Linked DNA regions of Homo sapiens: all the other regions are linked to region 3. Evidence: read pairs that join two places in POLR2A ChIA-PET (ENCODE). Cell type or tissue: Panc1. All regions are shown on one strand.

The links. Peaks named below come from ENCODE experiments on the same cell type or tissue, not always from the same donor. Only the 100,000 strongest peaks of a DNase experiment are listed, where the experiment ranks them.
Region 1: POLR2A ChIA-PET joins it to region 3 with 11 read pairs; 2 of 35 experiments call an interaction of 5 or more read pairs at or near these places.
Region 2: POLR2A ChIA-PET joins it to region 3 with 10 read pairs; 22 of 35 experiments call an interaction of 5 or more read pairs at or near these places.

The regions. Positions count from the first base shown.
Region 1 is chr1:8,481,476-8,483,975 of GRCh38, forward strand. All of the region lies in intron 10 of RERE (arginine-glutamic acid dipeptide repeats), which reads right to left. Among named protein-coding and RNA genes, the nearest start is that of SNORD128, 12 kb to the right of the region's middle. In Panc1, no CTCF peak of the experiment used is centred here; no DNase peak of the experiment used is centred here.
Region 2 is chr1:8,305,477-8,307,976 of GRCh38, forward strand. No RefSeq gene overlaps it. Among named protein-coding and RNA genes, the nearest start is that of SLC45A1, 11 kb to the right of the region's middle. RefSeq lists a silencer at 2,199-2,399. In Panc1, no CTCF peak of the experiment used is centred here; no DNase peak of the experiment used is centred here; H3K27ac peaks cover 2,500 bases.
Region 3 is chr1:8,017,942-8,020,441 of GRCh38, forward strand. The region is part of intron 1 of ERRFI1 (ERBB receptor feedback inhibitor 1); the gene reads right to left. Among named protein-coding and RNA genes, the nearest start is that of ERRFI1, 7.1 kb to the right of the region's middle. In Panc1, no CTCF peak of the experiment used is centred here; no DNase peak of the experiment used is centred here; H3K4me3 peaks cover 2,399 bases; H3K27ac peaks cover 2,500 bases.

The DNA of each region.
Region 1 (2,500 bases), 460 kb after region 3:
AATAGTTATGTATATAAATATTGTGTATATAAATAAGTGTGCTTATTAATTTTTAGATGATAACCACACTTGCCTCATAGAATTGTTATGAAGATTAAATGAATTCATTCATAAAAAGCACTTAAACTTTTGCCTAGCATATAAATACTCAAACCACAAATACATTTCAATTTTATAATCAGGAAGCTGACCAATAGTTGATACCTTAAAAAATAAAATTAATAGTGATGAACTTAAGGTCCTATGACTGGCTCAAAATTCAGTGGAAAAGCTCAGGGTGGGAAAGAAATGGCTTATCAAAAGCACATATACAAGGAAAAATGAAACATAACAAGATTACAACACAGGACTAAAAAGAATGTGATGAGCAGACATTCTTATAAGCTGAGACTGCACTGAGCAGATGAGCTTTTAGGATAACTGAGGGGTATCCCTGGGTCACCTTATGTTGGTCAGACCTGAGGAGTGTTGCTTAGTGCAGGTGCCACATTTTAAATGACAGGCGAAGCAGACCAGGAGGATAAATAAAATGGTAATATATAAAAATGGCTAATACCACCACACGGATGATGCCTGAAAACAGTACCCCCTCAGTAAAAGAAAGCAGTCACAAAAGGCCACTTATTATATGATGCCATTTATATGCAATGTCCAGAATAGGCATATCTATAGAGACAAAAAGCAGATGAGAGGTTGCCTAGGGCTGCTCAATAAAAATAAAAATAAAGAACCTAATTGGATTGTAAAAGTGGCCTTTTATCTCCCCATCCACCCCAGAGAAGTTTAGGTAATGCTCTCTCTCATGTTTAGGGAAAAGAAGAAAGTGGGGTATAAAGTTTGACTTTAAATAAAGCTACATATTATCTAAAAAGAAACAAAGTACTAAATTTTAAAAGCCATTTCATTCAAACAAGACAAAAAATAGGCTGGGTGTGGTGGTTCATGCCTGTAATCCCAGCACTTTGGGAGGCTGAGGCGGGTGGATCACGAGGTTAGGAGATCAAGACCATCCTGGCTAACATGGTGAAACCCCGTCTACTAAAAATACAAAAAAAAATTAGCCGGGCGTGGTGGCAGGTGCCTGTAGTCCCAGCTACTTGGGAGGCTGAGGCAGGAGAATGGCGTGAACCCAGGAGTTGGAGCTTGCAGTGAGCCAAGATGGTGGCACTGCACTCGAGCCTGGGCAACAGAGTGAGATTCTGTTGCAAAAAAAAAAAAAAAAAAAAAAAAAAGACAAAAATTAAATCACGCAATTTGTGTTAAAATGTTGTTACATGGAACTTTAGAAGGGAATTTATGAATTTCTTAGCCCAAAGGAAGCCACACAGGTGAACACCTAAACACTTAATTTTCAAAACAATAGCTCAAAATGTTTCTAAAACTAAAAAATTTTCAAAAAATAAAAGTTGAAAATTATATATTATTATGCTAATAATCAGCTGAAAAGGTCTTGGTTATACCAGAAAACCTCAACTGCGTGATCTTTTTCTGCATCCTCACTAATGCTATGATTAACAGCACAACTTTCTGTTGACTTCAATATCCTGTTATTACATAAATAAAACACTGGCAACAGTGCCTGTCAAGGCTGATTTATATGATGTGCTGTTCTGAAATTTATTGGATTTCCATAATAAGAAATCATAGAGCCTATCAGCTTTACCCATTAGACTTTCCAACAACAAATAAAAAATCCTGAACGACAAGAAAACCCAACATCTTACCTTAACCCAAGCCAGCAAACACTAACCATTTAATGTTGACTCATCTGGATAGAAACATTTAAGTAAAGGGTGTGGGTATGGAATGAATGTCAGAAGGCTCCTCTCACATGCTTAGGGAAAACTTATGAAAGGGCCTCCCGGCAATGCCTTATTTGGGAGCTGAGAAATATTCCACATTCAAGTCATAAGCACTGCAAAGCTAATCCAGGTCCAGATACTTTAGTGAAGGCCATTTATAATGAACAAACAAAAAATCTGACAAAAATTCTATGGACTTAATTTTTTAGAATAAAAGAGAAATGAAAATGATCCTTAGAATAGGGTTATCTGCATATTCTGCTATGCCAACTTCCTAACATCAATTTCTGGATGATCAAGTGTGATATGAACTTGAACTTGATTTATCTATTCAATCATTCAACAACCATTTAGTATCTCTCTACCATGTGTCAGGCATCAGACTAGGGTTAGAAAACACAAATAATTAATACTCAACAGTTAACAAATAGTGATATTTATAGACCAGAGATGAAAAACTATGAAGCCACTGGGAGCCTTGAATTCTTTGCTGAAGGAGATGTGGGTGTGCATAAATAAATAAGCAAACAAACATGTACTCTCTTGAATACATAAAGAGCTTAATCCAAACGTCTAAAAGCCACCCGTATCTCAGGGAATAAAACTGTCCAGGCGGAGGTGAAATCTTTGTTGCATGATTATAAATTTTACTTACACACAGTGAATATATAGTTATGTTTAGTGTTGGTGAGAAAATG
Region 2 (2,500 bases), 290 kb after region 3:
TGGAGAAACCCCATCTCTAATAAAAATACAAAATTAGCCAGGTGTGGTGGTACATGCCTGTAATCCCAGCTACTTGGGAGGCTGAGGCAGGAGAATTGCTTGAACCTGGGAGGCGGAGGTTGTGGTGAGCTGAGATCGTGCCATTGCACTCCAGGCTGGGCAACAGGAGTGAAACGTAGTCTCAAAACAAAACAAAACAAAAAAACAACAACAAAAAAATCTAAGTGAAGAAAACAAGTGAGTGATTGGTTATACAAGTCTAAGAGCAGAAAGAGGCCAAGGCAGGAGAGAACGGGGTACAGAGAGTGTTTAAATGGAAGTTAGCGAGTCGAGGGACCCTCTCAGTTTGCCCTGTTCCACCTACAATGGTTAGCAGCAGAGTGGAACCTGAAAATAATGTCTGTTTCCCTTGACCAAAATCCATCTCTTAATATCCAAATCCATGTTTCTAAATGTAGCTAAGCCCCAGGCCCACAATGCTACCTCTCAATTTTATTTTTCACTTGTTTGTCTTGCTGAAATGTTTAACTCAATGATAATGAAAATTCTATGTATCAAAATGTGTAGGATACATCTAAAGTCTTGTTTAGCGGAAACTCAACTTGGAATGCTTATATTAGAAAAGAGGCTGGGTGTGGAGGCTCACGCCTGTAATCCCAGCACTTTGGGAGGCTGAGGCGGGCGGATCACTTGAGGCCGGGAGTTCAAGACCAGCTTGGCCAACATGGTGAAACCCCGTCTCCACTAAAAATACAAAAATTAGCCAAGCATGGTGGTGTGCACCTGTAATCCCAGCTACTCAGGAGGCTGAGGCGGGAGAATCGCTTGAATCTGGGAGGCAGAGGTTGCAGTGAGCCAAGATGGTGTCACTGCACTGGAGCCTGGGGGACAGTGAGACTCTGTCTCAAAAACAAAAAAAAGAGAGAGAGAACAGAAAAAAGAAAAGAAAAGAGGAAGTCAGCCAGGCACAGTGGCTCACACCTGTAATCCCAGCACTTTGGGAAGCCTAGAAGGGAGGATCACTTGAGCCCAGGAGTTCAAGACCAGCCTGGACAACACGGCAAAACCCTGTCTCTACCAAAAATACAAAAAATTAGCTAAGCATGGTGGCTCGTGCCTGTAGTCCCAGCTACTTGGGAGGCTAAGGTGGGAGGATCACCTGAACCTGCGAGGTCGAGGCTGCAATGAGCTGAGATCACACCACTACACTCCAGCACAGGCAACAGAGTGAAACCCTGTCTCAAAAAAAAAAAAAAAAAAAAAAGGAAAGAAAAGAGGAAGGGCTGGAAAGTCAACAACCTAAGCTTTCAGCTTAAGAAATTAGTAAGCAAACAGCAAATTAAATCCAAAGAAAGCTGAAGGAGAAAATAATACAGATAAAAGCAGAAATTAATGAAGTAGAAAATAAGCATAAAAATAGAGGATGAACATGTTATCTGTATTATTATTATTTCTGTTTTTTTTGTTTTTTGTTTTTTGTTTTTTGAGACAGAATCTCACTCTGCTGCTCAGGCTAGAGTGCAGTGGTGTGATCTTATCTCACTGCAACCTCCATTTCCCAGGTTCAAGTGATTCTCATGCCTCAGTCTCCCAAGTAGCTGGGATTACAGGCATCTGCCACTACTCCGGGCTAATTTTTATATTTTTAGTAGAGACAGGGTTTCACCATATTGGCCAGGCTGGTCTCGAACTCCTGACCTCAGGTGATCCGCCCACCTCGGCCTCCCAAAGGGCTGGAATTACAGGCATGAGCCACCGCACCTGGCCTGTTTCTGGTTCTTTGAAGAGACATTAATGATAAACCCTTGGCAAGACTGATCAAGAAAAAAGAGAGAAAGTCTTAAGTAAATTTCACTCCTAAGTAATCAATATTAGGAGTTTGCTAGGGCTGCCATAACAAAGTACCCCAGGCTGAGTGGCTTAAACAATGGAAATTTATTTCACTTTTTTTCACTTTTTCTTTTCTTTTGGGGTTTCAACATGTGGCCCAGGCTGGTCTCGAACTCCTGAGATCAAGCGATCCGCCCACCTCAGCCTCCGAAAGTGCTGAGGCATGAGCCATCGCACCCAACCAGAAATTTATTTCTCTTAGTCCTGGAAGCTGGAAGTCTGAGATCAAGATGTGGACAGGTGTATTAGCTTGTTCTCACACTATTATCAAGACATAGCTGAGACTAAATAATTTATTAAGAAAAGAGGATTAATCAGCTCATGGTTCTGCAGGCTGTACAGGCTTCTGCTTCTGGGGAGCCCTGGGGAAACGTACAATCATGGCAGAAGGCGAAGGGGAAGCAGGCACAATCTTCACATGGTCATAGCAGGAGCACAAGAGAGCAAGGGGGAAGTGCTAGACACTTTCAAACAACCAGCTGTCCTGAGAACTCTGTCCAGAGAACAGCAAGGAGGATGTCCGCCCCCATGATCCAGTCACCTCCCAGCAGGTCCCTCCTCCAACACTGGGAATTACAATTCGACATGAGATTTGGATGGGGACACATAG
Region 3 (2,500 bases):
AAAAGTTATTTTTTATTCATTGTTTCCATCACCTACTTGTTAGCTTTCTTAAGAAAAAAATTTTTTTAGTATAAAAAGAATTGTGTTCACTAAGCCAGCTCACTTCTGACCACAATAGTGTCTTTGTGTATTCATAGAAGGTGACCTGCCTCTAAATTTCAATGGGGAATTGTGAATGGGCCATGTTATGAAACTGTCCGAACTTCCTACTTGCTAGCATGGGAGACGAGGGGGGCAATATAACTGCCATGTTCTCTTCTTTTGGAAAATAACTTCAAACTGTAGACTCAAAAAGGGCAATGTGCTATAGGTTTGGAAGGAAGCTTTTAAAAAAAATGTTTCTCAGATTGTAAACTGAGGGTATGAAACCACCTGAAACTTTCTCTCTCTCTAAAAACCTTCTAGTATTCAGCACAAATGGAAGCGGGGGGCGGGGGGGGGGGGGGCGCGGAGTAAATAAATCCATTTTACCAACCTCAAGCTAAAAAGAAACAAACTCTTCCCAAGTGATGTTTAATGCCAATTTTTCACATTTTATCTGTCTTACAACTCATTAGAGGAAAACAATTGCAAAAATGTACCTATGTGGGGAAATCAGTATCTAAAAAGTACAAGATGGGATTATGTTATGGAATCCAAGAATAGGAAAGCGAATGTGAATCCAGACAGCATGGTTTAGACGGGGACCCAAATAACCTTCAGCATAACTTCTCCAAACTTCATCAACTATTTTTAGCTTTTTTAGTGGGTCTAAAATGCAGTTAAATACCAAATTTCAGATGTGAACCACCTTTTCCTGTTAACTTGATTCTTTTCTAAATTCAACGAAAAAAGAAGCCCTAAAATCATTTGCTTCTTGAGGTTATCCTTTTATTAATCCACTTGTATAGCTTCAACTCATAGACAGCTCCTGAATCAATGACTCCAGCCTGGCTCAAGCTTCAACTTTGCATTTCCTATTGTCTGGTGATTATCTTTCCACTTGGATGGCCCTCTGGCATCTCAAACTCTACAAACCAAACTCCTCCTTTCACTTCATACTCCATTCCCCACTCCCCAAACCAGTTCAGGGTCTAAGAGGATCACACTTCTCAAGGCACCATTTTTAACCTGAGGCCATGTACATTCAATTGCCAAGTTCCACAGACTACTTTTACATGGTTTCTCAAATCTTACCCTTCCATTGACAGGCATCATTCTTCCTGGGGTCTGGCAATATGCAACCTATTCTACAACACTAGTACCAAGTCAATATTCCTTAACAACAGCTCAAGCTAAGATTTGCTGCTGCTCAAAAAACCTTCAAAGGCTCCTAAATAAAACCTCCTCAGCCTGGCAATTTAGGGCCTCCACAATATAAACCTAATCTATATTTTCAAGCGCGCTTCTATTTTCCCCAAATCTCTGTTACAATTCGATTCATCCTTTAAGGTCAGCTCTACCCTGCCTTCTCCATGAAGCCGCTCCCTTTCATGAAACACTGGAGCAGCGGTGCTCTGTTCTTGTGTTATTTTGTGCTGGGCCCCAATTCCCCTTCCACTCTTCAAATCATCTAGGACAGAACTGATGTCTGATTTATGCTTTCCCCCTGTAGATCTTGGCATCATTCATGTCTATTATTTATTAAATGGATACTGAGAAAATATCCATCTCATTTTTAAAAAGTAATGACATGAAAGATTCACATACACTGTGAGTCAGTGAAGAGCTCAGGGGAGAAGCAGATTTATAAAGGATAAAGTTAATGCGTGCTGGAGTGAGGCGACTGCCCAATAATAATGTAACAACCTTAGGATATGTAACAGGAAGGAATTTTTATGAAATTCATTTCCAGAATTCAAAGAAGACAGTTTGTAGACTGAGTAAAAATTATAAGCTTCAGTGGTTAACAGTGTAGCTTTCTAAACTGGTTTCTGTTACAGTATATTTACTTGAAGCAATTGGGGGGGTACTTTCTTAAAACAGTGTTTTGCCTTCTCTTAAAACACTATTCCTTCTAGACTGTGTTTTTGCTGCTGAATTTAAGGTGACTTTCATTTTTCTAAAAAAGTTACACCAAAAGCACACTGCACCTTCTTCATTAAGGTGAAATCATATGCCTTTAGCTTGAGGACAGTCTCTTTGAAACTGCTTAAAAAAAAAAAAAAAAGAAAAATGCAGGCTACCTTAAGGCAGTAACCTAGATATGCTTACCTGGCCACCAGATCTCATTAATAAATCTCAGAAGCCATCCATGGGAGGAGGAGGGGCACATTTTTGTCATACAACTCATCCAGTTCTGCCCAGTGCTTCCTTATTTAAGAGTGTGATGTAATTTCCTCCTTTCAATCTGGTTCTAGAACCTGATTTCTGTTTATTCAGGGTGATAAATGGTCTTTTCAGTTCCATTTAAGAATCACCTACATTAAGTACTTCCATAACCAAGGAAGATAATAAGGTAACTACATTTAAAGGCAAAATTTATAAAAGGAAACTGATTTAGGAATATGACAAACTCCAT